Linked DNA regions of Homo sapiens: regions 2 and 3 are each linked to region 1. The links are chromatin contacts, found by Hi-C or POLR2A ChIA-PET in ENCODE. All regions are on one chromosome and are shown on one strand. Each heading gives the region's core, a stretch centred on a gene start or an enhancer-like site at or near the end of the contact. The rest is flanking DNA. Distances are from core to core; before and after follow the strand shown.

Region 1 (2,804 bases), core at 121-2,620:
AGAAACTGGCATTTGGCAACGTCAGACAAAACTGGAAATTTAGTATTTTACTGCAAGCCAGTCAGGCTGGAGGAATAAGGGATGAGGGGCAGACTTGAGGCCCTGCTTGGGACACTTGTGAAAAATTCAGGGAAAAAATCAGTCCCCTGTGGAGTGTGAAAACCATTAAGTGGCAGGAAATTAGATTGAGGTGGCTCTAGTCCCTGGATTTCTACTTCTAAAAAAAAAGTCTAAACTCAAGAGCATTTTTTTGTAAATTACTACATTGGCAGAAACAAAATTCAGGCTTAACGCTTAACCAACTATAAACTGCCAATTAAGCTCTGATTACATAACCATGATATTTCCACCTTGATTGTAAAAATTAAGAACTAGGACGGGGGCAGTGGCTCACGCCTGTAATCCCAGAACTTTGGAAGGCCGAGGTGGGTGGATCACCTGAGGTCAGGAGATCGAGACCTGCCTGACCAACACGGTGAAACCCCCGTCTCCGCTAAAAATAAAAAAAATTGCCAAATGTGGTGGCAGGCGCCTGTAGTCCCAACTACTAGGGAGGCTGAGGCAGAAAAATCGCTTGAACCCGGGAGGTGGAGGTTGCAGTGAGCCGAGATCACGAAACTGCACTTCAGCCTGGGCAACAGAGACTCTGCCTCAAAAAAAAAAGAAAATGAAAACAAAACAACAACAACAAAATAACAACAAAATCTACATAACCGTACCTAGCCAATTACGGAATTTGGTTTTATGATGAAACTTATAAAAACCTTTCCTTCCATGGAATACAAATTAGAAACCACAGCAAGGTGCTCTAAAATTTTTGAATCACACTTTAAATTATTTAATGTTTTTGCAGTGAGGCCCATAAATTTTTAATAGGAAAAAATGGCCTGAAAACCCCACGGACCAAAGCTCTTCCCATTCATGAGCCCGCACCCGGAGTCAGGATTCTGCCCTGACGTTCCTCCCATGGTCCCTGCACAATCTGGGAGAGACGCGGGGCTACTGGTGCAGAGCTGCCCAAAGAGGGCTCCAGGCCAGGGCACAGTCACTGCGCAGTGAAGAGACAGAACGCCCGGGAGCCCGGCTGTCAGCGCAGCCGCCATCTTAAGGCTGAAGGGACTGAGGCCGAGCTGGGCAACAACTCGGGCGCAGATTGTAAAACTGACAGCGAGGAGGCCTGAGTCCCGCCACTGCCGCTTCCCACCGGTTCCAGCCAGCCCCGTTCCCTCTCTTGGGATGTCGCACCCGGCACTCTCACCATTTCTAGGCTTCCAGGGGGCAGGTCACAGGGCCACAGAGGCTGCGCCCCTAAAAGCAGAAGACACAGAGTAGTGAGGACGAGACCTGGAGCTCCGGCCGCAGATAGAGACAAAGGCCCCGCCAAATCCCGGAAGCCGCCCTGTTCGCTCCAGCTGCGTGCCTGATTGGACAGTTCCCAGGACAGCGTCTCTGATTGGATAACGTTTAAGAACCCCGCTTTCTAAGGCCCTGAGTGACAGAAGATGTCATCAGACGTTGGGCTGAATGAAGAAAGATTGACAGCCTAAGCCTCAGCCTTTTCAGGCGGGGCTTCCTCCCGGAGCTGAACGAGGCCCATCTCAGAACACGGAAAAATTTTCTCTCTTCTTTGCTGTCTTTTTTTCAACGTATTAAATATGTGAATAATTTTTTTTTTAGACAAAGTTTCGCTCTTGTTGTCCAGGCTGGAGTGCAATGGCGCGATCTCGGCTCACTGCAACCTTCGCCTTCCGGGATCAAGCGATTCTCCTGCCTCAGCCTCCATAGTAGCTGGGACTACAGGTGCACACAGCCACACCGGGCTAATTTTTGTTTTTTGGTTTTTTTTAGTAGAGATGGGGTTTCGCCACGTTAGCCAGGCTGGTTTCGAACTTCTGACCTCAGGAGATCCACCCGCCTCGACCTCCCAAAATGCTAGGATTACAGTCGTGAGCCACCATGCCTGGCCGACTCGATATTATCTTTAAAGCAAAATTAGGAATACCTTTATTCCCCAGATGTTGGAATATCTGGACACTCCTCCGTCTGGTTCTGCTTAGTAAACATTATTAATTCATTTCCTTAACCATAAATATCTAGAGGCTAGGAATGCCTAACTTACTGAGAATGCAGCCCAGCGAGTCTCAGCGTCATTTTCCTAGCTCTCTCTCAAAACGGAGTCGCTCTGGTTCAAATGATTCTGACATATTTTTCGCCTTCCTTTACAAGAGGACCCTTAATCCTAAGAGTTGCAGAGAGACAAAGATTCGTCTTCTGTAACTTTTTCAGGCTGATTAGGGGCGATAATATTCCTGCCTAACCATTGGTCTCTTGCATTCAGGGTAGAGAGAAATTCAGTCAGACAGTGTTGGTATGGTGAAGGTCGTTCATAACTTCTAGTTCCAAAAGAAGGTGATGTCTAGAAGATTAATAAGCGTCCAATTTAAGAAAGCATTTAGTGAGCTTGTCTTGCATTCCTACACAAAGAGTACAACCACAATATATTCCACAACAGCAAAGCAAAATTAGTAAAATTATTCCACGTAAACTAAACAGGAAAGCCTTTCAAGAAGTGGGCAGTTGTTAGAACCAAACTGATATATGGTTCACTGATAGCACATAAATGGCAGAGATGTGAGTGCATAAAACTTTTATGCCCTGGGTTATGTTATGTAAATAGTCTGGAGCACACACAAAACATTTGGTTTTGATCAAAGCATAGGTTTCCTTTTGAGTCTCTGTTTAAATGTCTACATACACAACAGTTTGTTCGATTATGTAGACAGGATGAAGTCTGTGCCCACTCA
Region 2 (2,804 bases), core at 155-2,654, 840 kb after region 1:
AACCTTAAATGTGATCTAATTTATGCATATTCCTCTCTTAGTAACATTTCTGACAACAGCCCTCACAATCAAATGAGCCTGGATTACAGAAAACGTGTGTGTTTAAAGCCTGAGGCAGCAGGTTTTGTGTGTATGTGTGATTCTCCTGCCTCAGCCTCCCAAGTAGCTGGGACTGCAGGCACGCACCACGATGCCCAGCAAATTTTTGCATTTTTAGTAGAGATGAGGTTTCACCATGTTGGCCAGGATGGTCCTGATCTCTTGACTTCATGAGCCACCCACCTGGACTTCCCAAAGTGCTAGGATTACAGGCATGAGCCACGATGCCCCGCCTATTATTCTTTTAGAGATGTATTTTCATCTTTCTACTTTTTTTCTTTTCTTTCTATTTTCATAATTTCTCCCTTTCTGTCTCTTTCTTACTGTCCTTCCCTTTTTCTTCCTGTGTTTCTCTCTTCCTTTCTTTTTCTCTGTTTCTTTTTAACATTTCCTCCTTGTAGAACCTGGTCCCTAACTTCCTTCATTCCCTCCTGTCTTCCTTCCTGCCTTTCTCTCAACATTCCTACCTTCCTCCCTTTTTTTCCTCCTCTCCTGCCTTCCTTCCTTCCTACTACAGGAATGTGGCATCATGCCTGGCTAACTTTTAGTAGAGGCAGGGCCTCACTATGTTGTCAGGGCTGGTCTCAACCTCCTAGGCTCAAGTGATTCTCCCACCTCAGCCTCCCAAAGTGTTGGAATTACAGGCATGAGCCACCATGCTCTGCCCTCTTTTATTTTCTTCTTTTTTCTTTGTATTCTTTTTTTCCCCTCTCTCTTTCTTCTTTCCTTTTTTCCTTCATTTCTTCCTTTTTCTTTTTGTGTCTCTCCACCTTTTTCCTTCCTTTTTCATCTTCCCTTTTTCTTTTCATTATTTTCTCTATTTTTCTTTTGATATTTCTTTCTCTTTCTTCATTTTTTTTCTCTCTCTTCTCTTTCTTTTTTTTTTTTCTGTTTTATTTCCTTCCTTCCGTTCGTCGTCTGTCCGTCTTTGTGTGGATTCTGGGACAGTCTCCTCATTCTGTATCTCCCTGTGTCCTAAACCACCCACTACCGAGTCCTGGTCATTCTTTCTCCCGCTGAGATGCATCTCCAAGCATCTGCAAACACCCACACCCACGGGTTGTCTTTGACTGGACTCTGTCGTGGTCTATGCAGAGCCACGTATCGGGGATCATTTCTGGGGTCGGGTGGATCCATTTCGCCCACGAGCTGCCCTTGCCATCTCGATCTGTCTTGTTGACGTTCGCGCTGGTTGTCGGGCTCCACTGAGGCCACCTCTCTAAGTTCTCTTGTCCTCCGGAGCTCCAGCGGCAGCTGCCGAGGGAGGGACCGTCCCCGCTGTGAGCTGGGCGGAGCTCGGGAAGGCCCGCAGCCTTCAGCTGAACTGTCTCAATGGGACCAGAGCTCTGGCGCGTCCCTTGTGAGTCGGAGGTCGGGCGCGCAGGGCTGTGGCTTGGGAGGCTGTCCCCGCGCTCCCAGCCCGAGCCGAGTGTGGGGCTGCCCCGGCTGATCCCAAGCGCACTGCAACTGCCGAGGCCCGACCCGCAGGACCCACCAGGCCTGACGCAGGGGGCCAGGGACGCCCACGCTGGTCCCGACTGTCTGAGGCGCCTGCCGAGTTTATTCCCAAGTCCCCATGGAGAGTCAGGGGCCGTCCTGAGCCATCTTCTGAGGTCCCGGGAGGGGTGGGCTCGGGAGGGGTTCGCCCGAGGGCTTTCCGAGCGCCGAAAGGGACGGCGTGCTGCGTGGTGGGTGCCTTGGGTTGGGGGGCTCCCCTGCTTGGCCTCCCACCCCTCTGGTTCCTGGCTCCTCCCCTCATTCCTGGGAGTGGGGGTGGTGGCAGCTCGATCCACCGGCTGGGATAGGGCTGGGGAAGCATGGTATGGATGGTTCAGTTGCAGGTGTCCGGGGGTGTGGCCCGGCAGGCCCCATCCCAGGTATGGCTGTGAGGGCCCGGGGGTGGCAGTCTGGGTCCCTGCCCTCTCCCACCCCGCGGGTGGGATGGTCACCGGGGGGGCAGTCCCTGCGCTTGAGCCCTTGCTCCTCTTTCCACCGCCCACATCGATCAGCAGATGGGGGTTGGGGGCGCGGTGGGAAGGAAGGTTGGCGACTTAGATGCCAGAAAAACAGCTTCAGGCCGCGAGCGCCACCCTTGGCCTGTAGGGTGGATCCGCTGGGCCTCTACCTGCTGGCTTCTCAGTCCGGCCGCCGGGTCCACCAGATGTCGGCCAAGAGTGTAGGACTTGGCCACCAGCTTGAAATATTTAAGACGGACCAGATGGCTCTCCTCGGCTGCAGAACCGCTAAGATCCAGTAGAGGGTGCGATTACTGCTCACTGCGACCTCCACCTTCCCGGGCTCACCCAGGCAATCCTTTCTTTTCGGCCTCCGAGTAGCTGAGGCTCAGGGGATCTTTCTGTTTTTGTTTTCTTTTTTTTGTTTTCCTAGCCCCACTTCAAGTTTGTTTCCACAGTACATTGAGTTGCTGTTTTTTGTTTGTTTGCTTGTTGAGACGGAGTTTTGCTCTTGTTACCCAGGCTGGAGTGCAAAGTCGCGATCTCGGCTCACTGCAACCTCCGCCTTTTGGGTTCAAGCGGTTCTCGGGCCTCAGCCTCCCGAGTAGCTGGGATTACAGGCATGTGCCACCACACTTGGCTAATTTTGTATTTTTAGCAGAGACGAGGTTTCTCCATGTTGGTCAGGCTGGTGTCGAACTCCCGACCTCAGGTGATCAGCCCGCGTTGGCCTCCCGAAGTGCTGAGATT
Region 3 (2,804 bases), core at 86-2,585, 800 kb after region 1:
CAAACTTGACCCCAAAACACTTTCACAAGATCTCTGTGCCTAGGGGAGACAAAAGAAAAAGAGGCACAGAGATTTTTTTACAATACAGTGTCAGGGAATTAGTTTTGGTTTATTTTCATGGGCGATATTTACAAACAGAAAACAAATCTTTTTAAATGTCCCACCCAATGGTTTGTAAAAAAATAATTAAAATACAGTATCAAAAATGTACCCTAAAGGACAAACAGATAATAATGTGAATTAGAGAGGGAAAGTTGGCATTTGGGATAATCAGAAGAAACTGGAAATTTAGTATTTTACTGCAAGACAGAGTTAGGCTGGAGGAATGGGGGTTGAGGGGTAGACTTGAGACCCCGTTTGAGAAACATGAAAAAAAAATGCAGAAGATCAGTCTCCTGTGGAGTGTGAAAATAGTTAAGTGACAGGCAATTCGAGGTACGTGGCTGCGATGCCTGGATTCCTACTTTAAAAAAAAATGTAACTCAAATGTATTTTTTTGTAAATTACTACATTAAGGAAAACAAAATTTAGGCGTAACAAACTATAAACTGCCTATTAAGCTCTGATTACATAACCAGAAAATTTGTACGCTCAAGGTGCAAATTTAGAAACTATGTAACTGTACCTAACCGATTACTGAATTTGGGTTTTTGCATCATGCATCTTATGAAAGTCTTTCCTTCAAGCCCGTCCCATGGATAACAAGCTACACCCCATAACTGGGTGCTCTACAATTTTAGAATCATTCTTTAATTAAATTCTTTAATATTTTGGTGATGACTCCCATAAATTTTTAACAGAAGGAAAGAGGAATTGGGAACGCCACAGACCAAAGCTCTTCCCATTCATGAACCCGCAGCCCGAGTCAGGATTCTCCTCTGACGATCCTCTCTGGTTCCTGCATAATCTGGGAGAGACGCAGCGCTGCGGGTGCAGAGCTGCCCAGAGAGGGCTCCAGGGCAGGGCACAGTCACAGTGCAGGGAAGAGACAGGACGCCGGGGCCCCGGCTGTCAGCGCGGCCGCCATCGTATGGCTGAAGGGGACTGAGGCCGAGCTGGGCAAGAACTCTGGGCGCAGATTGTGAAGCTGACTGCGGGGAGGCCTGGGTCCCGCCACAGCCGCTTCCCACCGGTTCCAACCAGCCCCGTTCCCTCTCTCGGGATGTCGGACCGGCACTCTCACCATTTCTAGGCTTCCAGGGGGCCCTGGCGTCTTAGCTGTGGATCTCCCAATACCCGCAGGTCGCAGGGCCACACAGGCTGGGCTTCTACGTGCAGAGGACACAAAGCAGACAGACGAAAATTGGAGCTTCGGCGGCAGCGAGAAACAAAGGCCGCGCCAAATCCCGGAAGCCGCCCTGTCTGCTCCAGCTGCGGGCCTGATTGGACGGCCCCCCGCCCAGTGTCCCCGATTGGATAACGTTTAAGGCCCCGCCCCCTCAGGCCCTGAGTGACAGATGTGATCAGATGCTGGACTGAATGAAGAGTGACAGCGTAGGCTGCAGCCTTTTCGGGCAGGACTTCCTCCCTGAACTGAGACAGGCCCACCCCAGAGGGTACTGACTTTAACCTTTTGTGTAAGATCATATGTATTTATAAATAATACGCTATATGAATATTCACAAATCAAAAGAACATAGACCGGGCGCGGTGGCTCACGCCTGTAATCCCAGCACTTTGGGGGGCCGAGGCGGGTGGATCATCTGAGGTCAGGAGTTTGAGACCAGCCTGGCCAACAAGTGAAACCCCGTCTCTACTAAAAATACAAAAAAAAAAAAAAAAAAAAGTAGCTGGGAGTAGTGGCGCGCGCCTGTAATCCCAGCTACTCGGGAGGCTAAGGCAGGGGAATCGCTTGAACCCAGGAGGTGGAGGTTGCAATGAGCCGAGATCGTACCACTGAACTCCAGCCTGGTGACAGAGTGAGATGAAAGGAAGGAAGGAAAGGAGGAAGGGAGGAGGAGAGAAAGAGAGAGAGAAAAAGAAAGAAAGAAAAGAGAGAAAGAAAAGAAATAAGGAAAGAAAGGAAAGAAAGAAAGAAAAGAAAAGAAAAGAAAAGAAAAAGCAGAATAACCACAGGTAGATCACTATCTGGTGACCACCTTTCTTCCAGAGATCAGACACTGAACAAAGGATGATGGGGCCACAGGGGAAGAAAACTCTATGTCTTCAGATCTGTCCACAGTCTGGACCTCCAATGTTAGATATGAAGAAAACAGATTAAAGGCAAAATTATTTTGCTATTTGGCCTTGGCCCTAAGTGTCAGGATGTAGTTTTACGTTTTCTCCTGTGCGTGCGGGGACTAAGGACCAATCACATGCATACATATCTACATGTATTGCAGCGTTACTCAACATTATCTTACAACACATCTAACTTTAAATCAGGGGAAAATATTAGTACCTTTATGGAGCCCACTGTTAGAAGGTAACTAGTAATCAACCTGTCATTAAATCATGGCACCTATCTGCACTGGGTGCATGTATTAGTTAGCTATTGCAGCATAACCAACCATCCAAAACTTATTAGGTAATAATTGAGATGGTCAGCCATTTAGGCTGGGCTCACTGGGGCCATTCTTCTGGTCCCAGCTGAGCTCCTTCAGACATGTATCAACAACTGCTTCTTGACTAGGAAGCTGTGCTTCTGGGGGTAAGCTTCTGCTTCTGGGGGTGAGCTTCTGCTTCTGTCAACAGAGGCACTTTGCTTCTCTTCCCCACCCACCATGTTATGTTATCCTCCAGCTGGCTAACATGTGCTTTGTTCATGGAGAGGGCAGCATTCTGAAAGAAAAGCAGAAGCATTC

What was found. A loop is a pair of places that touch in the nucleus more often than their neighbours do. ChIA-PET counts read pairs that join two places held with the same protein, here RNA polymerase II (POLR2A). Pooled maps may share reads with other maps.
Region 2: a loop to region 1 is called in a map with no recorded cell type, with 4 times the contacts of the local background. The contact joins the enhancer-like site here to the promoter of ZNF726 in region 1. A Hi-C loop is called at or near these places in 2 of 37 single-sample maps with no recorded cell type and 1 of 50 pooled maps. POLR2A ChIA-PET finds 5 or more read pairs at or near these places in 1 of 52 experiments (HEK293).
Region 3: a loop to region 1 is called in a pooled map, with 5 times the contacts of the local background. The contact joins the promoter of ZNF730 here to the promoter of ZNF726 in region 1. A Hi-C loop is called at or near these places in 1 of 37 single-sample maps with no recorded cell type and 2 of 50 pooled maps. POLR2A ChIA-PET finds 5 or more read pairs at or near these places in 1 of 52 experiments (WTC11).

The regions. Positions count from the first base shown.
Region 1 is chr19:23,913,452-23,916,255 of GRCh38, reverse strand. ZNF726 (zinc finger protein 726) reads right to left here and starts at 1,370. Exons shown (of 4, transcript NM_001244038.2): 1 at 1,259-1,370. The coding sequence starts at 1,261.
Region 2 is chr19:23,069,976-23,072,779 of GRCh38, reverse strand. No RefSeq gene overlaps it. Among named protein-coding and RNA genes, the nearest start is that of LINC01858, 10 kb to the right of the region's middle. Within about 2 kb of position 1,404, at least 2 of the 41 ENCODE cell types and tissues checked have a DNase peak (open chromatin) inside an H3K27ac peak, as active enhancers do.
Region 3 is chr19:23,115,556-23,118,359 of GRCh38, reverse strand. It overlaps ZNF730 (zinc finger protein 730), which reads right to left and starts at 1,335. Exons shown (of 4, transcript NM_001277403.2): 1 at 1,184-1,335. The coding sequence starts at 1,186.